Linked DNA regions of Homo sapiens: region 2 is linked to region 1. The links are chromatin contacts, found by Hi-C or POLR2A ChIA-PET in ENCODE. All regions are on one chromosome and are shown on one strand. The core of a region is the stretch at or near the end of the contact, and the rest is flanking DNA. Distances in the headings are between cores, read along the strand shown.

What was found. Hi-C counts contacts between places; a loop is a spot of excess contacts on that map. ChIA-PET counts read pairs that join two places held with the same protein, here RNA polymerase II (POLR2A). Pooled maps may share reads with other maps.
Region 2: a loop to region 1 is called in a map of heart right ventricle, with 2.2 times the contacts of the local background. The contact joins two enhancer-like sites. A Hi-C loop is called at or near these places in 11 of 168 maps with a recorded cell type or tissue (Right ventricle myocardium inferior, heart left ventricle, heart right ventricle and 4 more), 6 of 37 single-sample maps with no recorded cell type and 15 of 50 pooled maps. POLR2A ChIA-PET finds 5 or more read pairs at or near these places in 2 of 52 experiments (GM12878 and activated T-cell).

The regions. Positions count from the first base shown.
Region 1 is chr2:86,273,151-86,277,838 of GRCh38, reverse strand. All of the region lies in intron 2 of REEP1 (receptor accessory protein 1), which reads left to right. Among named protein-coding and RNA genes, the nearest start is that of REEP1, 62 kb to the left of the region's middle. Within about 2 kb of position 3,043, at least 8 of the 41 ENCODE cell types and tissues checked have a DNase peak (open chromatin) inside an H3K27ac peak, as active enhancers do.
Region 2 is chr2:86,218,925-86,223,281 of GRCh38, reverse strand. It overlaps REEP1 (receptor accessory protein 1), which reads left to right. Exons shown (of 9, transcript NM_001371279.1): 8 at 3,161-3,312. Among named protein-coding and RNA genes, the nearest start is that of MRPL35, 22 kb to the right of the region's middle. Within about 2 kb of position 2,006, at least 3 of the 41 ENCODE cell types and tissues checked have a DNase peak (open chromatin) inside an H3K27ac peak, as active enhancers do.

The DNA of each region.
Region 1 (4,688 bases), core at 1,794-4,293:
TGAAAAGCAGGACACCTGCAGAATCAAGATAATTCAGAAGGACATGCTGGACACCTAGCATTCCACAGGATACCCATTCTGAAGTCTTTCTCAGGTTTTCCTGAGGCTTTCCTCTTCCGCCATCCAATTCATGCTCCCGTTGCTTTCAGCTAGAGCTTTAGTGGGATTTGTTCCTCATCCTGTGATGGGGCCCAAATCTTTATTCCTGAGGAATCTGAGGTCTTGGCAGTTTTGCCTCTGTAGGGCTGTAGTAATGACCCATTGACTTTTTTTTTTTTTTTTTGATACAGAGTCTCGCTCTATCACCCAGGCTGGAGTGCAGTGGCACGATCTCGGCTCACTGCAACCTCTGCCTCCTGGGTTCAAGTGATTCTCCTGCCTCAGCCTCCCCAGTAGCAGGAATTACAGGCATGCAGCACCATGCCTGGCTAATTTTTGCATTTTTGTAGAGATGGGGGTTTCACCATGTTGGCCAGGCTGGTCTTGAACTCCTGACCTCAGGCAATCCACACACCTTGGCCTGCTAAAGTGCTGGGATTACAGGTGTGAGCCACCACGCCAAGCAACCCATTGACTTTTACCCCTGAACAAGACAGTACTAGGAGGCCCCCCCAAGGCTGTTTGACTTCCATCTGCTCTTCTTTCTGCCTCATTGTGTAGCAGCAGTCCTGGTTCCCCTTGATAATTAGGATCAGTTAGCACCTCAAAGCCCATAAGCCCCTTTATCATCTATTTCCTACTGGCGTGAGTATCGTGAAGCCACCAGGAGACAATATAAGTCTCTGCTTCCACTTCATTGAAACCATTTTGTATCCCCTGTTGGAAGCATCCATCCCTCAAGTACCAAAGTCATTAAGAAGCAGAGATCAGAGGTCTGAGGATGAGAAGCAAAAATGTTGTGAGTGCGTTAGAGCAGTGATTCTCAAACTTTAACATGCATATGAATGAACAGGGGATCTCCTTAAAAGCAGATTATGATCCAGTAGGTCTGGGATGGGGTCTGAGATTCTGCATTTCTAACAGGCTCCCAGATGATGCCAACAGTGCTGGTCCACGGACCTCACTTTGATTGCAAGGAGCTGGCATCAGGCTTAATCATAGATTAAGGAACCCTCATTTCCTTGGTTCCTGCACCTTTAGATTCTGGCTAAGAAGCACCACCATATGTTGGTCACTGGTTCAGAGGAGAAACTGCACCCTCCAGGACTGCACACCAATCTCATAAAATGCTGACTCCCACCTTGGTTGCTTTCGGAACCCTCCAATGCCAGGTAGCACTGTATAAGGCCAGCCACCGCAGGGCATTGGGTGCATAAGATCAATGACTCCCCAAAGCATCAGCCTATTGCCTTATTTCTTTTGCTATAAAGGAGGGTCCTTGATGAGAAGCAGTATTGTGTGGGATGCATCAAAAGGAAAAGGGTAATCCCTGAGTCCACAGCTTGCTGTGTGGCTGCCAGAAGCAGAGCAGTAGGAAAAGCAAGTCCACATGCAGAAAAAATGAATATTCCAGAAAAGACCCTATGCCGCCCACTCCATGAGGGAAGGGGCCTGGTGGAATGAACCTGCTTCCAGAAGGCTGGCTGGTGCCTTGTGATATGGTATCAGCCTGGAGATGCTTGGTCATTGCTGCTGGCAACATGGTCTCTGAGCAGTGGTTGTGGCCAGGTCAGCCTTGGTGAGAGGGATTCCACATTGCTGAGCCTGTATGCTACCTCTGTCACTTCCACTTGGCTGTTTGGTACATGAGCCCATTGAACATGCACTATCAAGCCTGAGGAAGGAGGCTGGCCGACATCCACAGACCTGGCCATCTCATGCACTTGGTCACTAGGAGCCTCCTCTGCTGTGGGACCTGTTGGTGAGCATAAGCGTTGGGCCAACAATGTATTCATTCTCTGGGCCCATTCACCTCATTCCCAGACCACCTCAACAGGAGTCTCTCAGCCTCACTTCTTCCAAGAACCTCATCCTCTAGACAGAGCTTTAGCTGGTGTTTGAAAATGTGCCCGGGATTTGTTTTACTCAGGGATGGAAAGTCACAAAGACGTGGAAATGACTGTCATGAAGGAAGAAGTCTAGAAGTAGGAGAGTCACATGCTTTGTAGGGCCACATGGGGAAGCACCAGGCCAGTCAGGAGGCTGACGGAGAGTGGGAAACGTGGGCAGTGGCCTTCATTGTGGTTTCTGTGAGAAAGGTAAGGCAAGACAGGGTAAACAGATTTCAGATTGGCTAGGTGGAATCATTTCAGCAGGCTCCAAGGTGTGGGCGCTGCCTCTAGTTGTCTGGGACCTGGCTCTGGGGTGGTTATGGTTGGGGAATATTGCCCAACCTGTGGGAGCTCCATAAAGGAAGTAATTTAGAGTATAGACTCTGGATTGGTTAGTTTGCATATGAAAGGTGTGCTGGGGCAAGGCTAGCCCTGGAAGGGCAGTCCCTCTGTAATCATTGAGGCCCCAGATGCCAGAGCATCAAGAATATAGAAAATAAGAAAATGGAGTTCATATACCCGGTGACAGTGCGTGAACATTAACTTAGGGCATTTCTCCCTCCAGGCTAAGTGCCCTGCTCAAAGTCCTGCCTGCAGGGGAATTTCACTTTCCCGCTCTCCTAGGGTCACCCCTGACTATATAGCCATCCACGGTGAGCAGATGGTGCAGAGTCATCTGTAAAGCAGGCTTGAATTTTTTCTTTCTGTCATATGGCACAGGGAATTCCCTGTGAGGCTGAAGCGCAGGGCCCAGATGCAAGAGGGTGTGAAAGGCTTGAGAAATTGAATGTGCCTGGTTAGAGCAGAGTCCAAAGGTGAGGTGAGGCTAAAGAAGTAGCTAAGCCTGCTCCTCTGCAGCCCATAGGGAGGCCTTTGGCAGGCTGCCAGAAGCTCTGGCAGTGGGGTAGAATGGACCAGGGAATTTCAGCCAGCTGCTGTGGCTCATGGAAAGTCTCCAGGCCGCTTCCTACCCTGAGCTCTGGAGCTTCTTGCTGTGGCTGAGGGTCACAGCATCTTTCCCATCTCTTCACTCCTAGATCCTGCTCCTGACCAGTTTAGAGAGACTCCCCAGTCATACTGTCAACGTTCCATTTGTCCAGGAGAGTTACTCCTGAATATTACCTCTCAAATTGGCCATAGCTCCCTCTCTCTATTCTGACTGAAGGCCCACCCAGGCTCCTCATCCCTATCTTGCAGGGAGGTTTGGATAGAATCTTTCAAACATGGAAAATTATATTTCAAACCTTGGGGAAAATAACTGTCATTTGATTTCCACGAGGAATGATGGGGAAGACCATTTCCTAGTAATTTTAGATGGCTATGGTTTCCATCTCTGAGTCACCAGTGTTCCGTTGACCTTGTTAGCCTCAATGAGTCATTCTCAGATCCTTCTTTCTGCATGAAAGTATTTCAAAGGAGTGCATCATGGGAACTTCTTCAGGAGAATGCATTAAGTCCCCTCTCTGCCATGGCTGCAGCATCTCTGTCCATAGCCTCAACCTCCTTCCTGAGCTTTGGTCTTGCTTTTCTAGGAATCCGTTGGGCAATCTTCTTGGCTGCCCTGAGCCACATAAAGCTCAAACTCTTCTGCCTAAATTGGCTCTTTCTTTACTTTCTTGTTGGTGCAAGTGGCCCCATAATTATCAGTCTCTGATGTCCTGACTTCAACAGGTGCCTTTCTTCCTATGTTTATGCAGTCATCAACTCAGTAGGCACTCATAGGGAGCATCTGTTGCCTCACAAGTTGTCTAATTCTGTCTTTTCTTCTCAAAAAGCCATCTAGACAGTATTTCTCAAAGTATACTCTTTCTTAACCTTTTGAAACCATTCTTTCTGTCCCATTCACAGTGCCAGCATTCTAATCCGGTCATTTGAAACATACTCATTCAGTACCTATTATATGTCAGGAATTGTTTTGGGTACTAGAGATATAAAGATGTATAAGGAGAACTGGTCTCCACCCTCAGGGAGCTTACAATGTATTAGGAAAAGCAGGGGAATAAACAGGTACTTTCAAAGCAGTGTGATAAATGTTATGACAGGGAATGTGTGTGGTACTGTAAAGAAAGACAAGGAGAGGGTATTTACCCAAACTTCGGGTATGTCCTAGAGGAGGTCACGTTTTTGCTGAGATCTGAGGGCTGAAATCAGACGCAAAAAAAGATGCTTTGTTGAGAACTGAAAGACTCATATGGTTGGAGTGGAAAATGTGAGAGGGTAGGGGTGTGGATGAGCTTTTGATGAAAATAATTAGGGGCCAGTTTGCGGGTGTGGTGGATCAAGCCTGTAATCCCAGCACTTTGGGAGACTGAGGCAGGTGGATTGCTTGAGCTCAAGAGTTCAAGGCCAGCCTGGGCAACATGGTGAGACCCTGTCTCTACAAAAAATACAAAAAAACTGGCCAGCCTTGGTGGCATGCACCTATAGTCCCAGCTACTCAAGACGCTGAGTGGGAGAATCACTTGAGCCCAGCAGGTCGAGACTGCAGTGAGCTGTGTTTGCACCACAGCACTTCAGCTTGGATGACAAGCGAGACCCTGTCCCCCTCAAAAAAAAAAAAAAAAAGGTAGGGGCCAGTTCATGCTAGGCCTCATAAGCCAATGTAAGGAATTTGGGCTTTATCTTAACAACAGTAAGGAACTATTGAAGGCTATAAACTAGGAAAGAAAGTCACCCGCTTTAGGTTTAAGAATTTTT
Region 2 (4,357 bases), core at 757-3,256, 54 kb after region 1:
CCACAGAGAGAAGAGGTGGAGCCTGCAGCCCTGGCTGCTGTAGCCCTGCTGACACATTTGCTAATACAGAAACATCAGCCAAGGCCACACACCCATTCCCCTGCTGTGGAAGACGGCAGAAACCCTGCCCTTTCCTAGAAGCAACCCAGCTTTGGGCATCATAGTGGCAGCTCTGCAGGCTCAAGGCCGTGGCCACCATCACCTGAGGTTTGCAAGTTGTTATGGCCATGACCTTGGGCGGGAGACCCTCCTCCCACACACATTGTCTCTGGGAGCCAATTAGAGTACTAAGATGTGGATAGCAATACTCTTTCAGGCCTGTTGCCAGGGGTAAGGACCTGTTGGGTCACCAATCTTTAGATCTTCAGGGACAAGAACATGGAGGAGGCAGAGCATGGGATTTTCTACCCAGCTACTCACTCTCCTGCTCCTCCTGGTGCCCCTCTTTTGGGACTATGTTCTGTGGGGTTCATTTCTCCATTTATACTCCTTCCTGATATAAAAAGGAGTTAGGTCTACTTGTGGAAATATATCTAAAGTAGCAAATCAAAGTAAGAAAATTGAAGCATGGGGAGAAGGGAGTGGGCAAGTAAGATGGAATCAGTGGGGAGAAGGACATTTTAAATGCATACCATCAAGGTGTAGACTGTTGAGACACCTGGCTTCCTTGAAACCACTGCAAAGAGGGAAATACAATTATTAAGAGATTCAGTCCACTGTGCAACAGCCAGCTAGAGGCGTGGAAGCTTGTCTTATTTAGAATGTTTATTCTCACTGGTTCTGAGAGTAAGGCAAATATTATAGACAACACTCTTGGCAGAAATGCTCAGCGGACACAGTGACTAGGAGATGTCTTATCTTCTTAGGAGGTTCTCTCTGTAGCTTCTTCCTGAGGCTATTCTGGCTCCCTCACTGCCCACACTGGCCTCTTTTGCTCCCAGCCTCTGCTGAGCTGAGCACTTGTTTCTATTCCTGCTTGGATATCTGGGTTGTCCTTGAACCATCACTCCTACTGGGCTGGAGGGTCATTTCTTTTCTACCCTGCAATCCTTGCAGTGGAGAACATGCACAAAGCCATTTTGGTTTCAGTCCTGAGATTATAGTGATGATGGTGATTTTGGTAAGTGTGAGTTCATTGCTCAGCCTCAGTGAATCCAGACTGGATAACTAGCCTGGGTTGTTAGATGCCTGAGGATCTCACGGTGACTTTGGGCCACCTTCTGACACCCACAACCATCAGTACAGGGAAAGCCCTGGACCTGGATGTGGAGGGTACAGCATATGCAGAGGCACAGTCTCGAACCGGTACCCACCCCACTTCCATGTCATGGAGTTGGCTGCTGGGGTGGAGCTGGCCAGGCTGCTTCTGCAGTTTTTGCCTTGGTCTGAGGGCTTTTGGTCTTTTTTCCCTCCTGCCAGGCAGGAGGTATCTGTGTCCAGAAGGAATTTCCTGGTTTGGTTAATGGGGGTGTCAAGCTCTGACTTGGGACTAGAGCTGAGCTCTCTGAGATGACTTCAGGATTCTATTTAGTTTAGTTGATGAGTGGCCACTGTGTGCCCAGCCCTGGGTCAGGTGCTCAGAGAGACTGAGGGAGGATCAGCCATGGCCCCCCAGTCTCAGGATGCCTTCTGTTGGCTGAGGCAATGAGACTGACATGAGGACCAGGGCACCCAACACAAGCTGTGTGGCACAGCCTCCAAGCACTGTCGGGTCTCAGAGTGGGGAGGCCAGGGAGGGTCAGAGTATTCAGCGAGGGCTCCCTGGAGTCACTGGTCTTTGTGCTCAACAGGATGCAGCTGATTAGGACAGAGGAAGGGAGCAGAGGACAAACTAAGCCCAGAGTAAATAAGCTGAGGGAAGTGCAGAGTAGAAATAAAATAATAATAGTAATTTAAAAATCAAAGGAACATCAGTGATCTCAGGACTTTACTTACTAAGGCCCAGTCTGAACCAATCACACCCCAGCCTAAAATTCAGCTTTGCATGTTGTGCTGCTTCCTGCTGGCTGTTGGGGAGCACAGCAGTGGTAACTGGTAAAGCTGCCCAAGATTAGGGTTCAGTTGTCTGTTTTTTTACTCCACGCCTGGTGGTGGTATAGTCTAGCAAGTCCACTGTTGATGGAGAGAGAGCACATTCGGTGGCTGAATATGTTCTTAGGAGCAGGGTGTCTCAAGAAGAGCTGTGGTTTCTATCTGGAGGCCTCACGGTGATTGGACCAGATGACTTGAGAACCCCTTAGTCTTGCATTCTGTGATTCTAGGTAAAAACAATAGATGCAGCATAGAAAAATGTGTGTGTGTGATACCAGATAAGCTGGGTAGGGGCAGAAGATATTTTACATCTCAACTAAGAACCGCCTAGCAGATGACATGGAATATGTATTAGCATTTAACATTTAAAAAATACTGTGCGTTCAATGAGATGAATTAATTCTGAAGCTTTTCCCGCAGATGTATTCAAGGCAGACTGAAACAGGAATCTTGCTATCATTTTTTTTGGCAGAGGCATCTGTCAGATTCTCCTTCCTTAGGTTTCTCTGCTTCTCTAGGACTGGGCCTTCGCAAAAAAAAAAACAAACAAAAAAACTATATAGCTTTGTTTAAGGTTATCACTTAAGGCCTCCTGGCATTTTATATCCTGTCTCTTACAGGATGCTTGGAATTGAATATGCAAGTATAATATACAATGTCAACATGGCTTGTATGTACAACATAGAAACTGCTCTCCCACCCCACCCCACATCACTGCTGCCATCCTCTCTAGAGGAGATTCTTTCCCTGAGCATTCACCTGGTGTGGGATCACAGGACTGAGCTGCAGGGATTGATGTGTCTCAGTTAAAGCCGCTTCTTTCTTCACCCAGGGAAGTGATGCCCCCTTAGTAAATCTACTGAATTACTCAGAATTCAGTAGATTCTGAGTCTGTGGTTGTTTCTGTGCACAGTGCCTGGAGATTCACACAACTGCACTTTCACAATCCCAGATCCCCTGTAAGGAGGCCCCCAAAACATCAGTGCTTCCTCAGACCGAGGGGCCTCAGCTGTCCTCACAGGCCTGGTTTGCTGTGCTGTGTGCCTAACCTTGCCCTTCCCTGCTCCCTGCACTGATGCTTCCTTGCTATACCTTGTCTCATCTGTGTAGATTGTAAATGGACATTAAGTGGTTGAGGGAGATGTGAATGAGGGTGGTATGAAGGCATGGGAGCCCCACCAGGTCCAAAACCCATTGGCGTTTTCTGACGACGAGGAGGAAGACCTGCTGGATTTCATGTACAAGTATAAAGCACCTCGAAGGATGGAATTGCCCCTGGAGGTACACAGTGTCTGGGGCTGTGGGTTGGAGTGTGTTTGTCCAAAGGCTATGCCCTGGAGATTGGGGGTCCTGGGAGCAGCATCTCTTGGGGCACCAACATCTCCTCAATACCTGGGGTGGAAAGATCTCCTTCCATCAAACAAGCAGAACCAGTCACTGGATAGCATCCAGCTACTTGCCAAGGAGAGGAAATCCTATTAATTTCATTTAGAAATAGGAGCGTGAGCCGGGTGCAGTGGCTTATGCCTGTAATCCCAGCACTTTGGGAGGCCGAGGCAGGTGGATCACCTGAGGTCAGGAGTTCGAGACCAGCCTGGCCAACATGGCAAAACCCCTTATCTACTGAAAATACAAAAATTAGCCGGGTGTAGTGGCGCGCACCTGTAGTCCCAGCTGCTTGGGAAACTGAGGCAGGAGACTCGCTTGAACCCAGGAGGAGGAGGTTGCAGTGAGACTGCACTGCTGCACTCCAGCCGGGATGACACAGCGAGACTCCTTCTCAAAAAAAAAAAAAAAAAGAAAAGAAAAACAAATAGGAGAGTGGTAAAGTATCTAGGTCTTTATTGTTTTGTTTTGGTTTTTCCAGGTATTAACAACTACCACTCTAAGTTGACGTACAAGTGAAAAACAACCCAAATTGACTGTTTTGGGGGAAGAAAACTCAGAATGTGTTATTTGAAAAGTTTTTATAAATAAGAACAAGGCTTGTTCATCGCTGTATCTCCAAGACACAGCATATAGTGCCTGGTATAAAGTAGCTATTCATGAAATGTTAGTGAAGGGGTATAGCCCTTTAGGGTTACCAAAACCAATACCCTTGACATATATGCTATTTTCAGTTGTAGGATGTGGATGGAGTTCTGGCAGCAGGAGGGCTGAGCCTGGAGCCTCCTGGGCCTTGCTCTGTGATGTGGGTAGGGAGTCACCAGTCATGAGCACAGGTGCAGGGACCCCAGTCTTTCTCTCTGCTTCCTAAGGTCTCCTCTCCTATTCCCCATCTGCTGAGTATCACGGCCTGAGAGGCCATCTGAAGCAAATAGGAAGT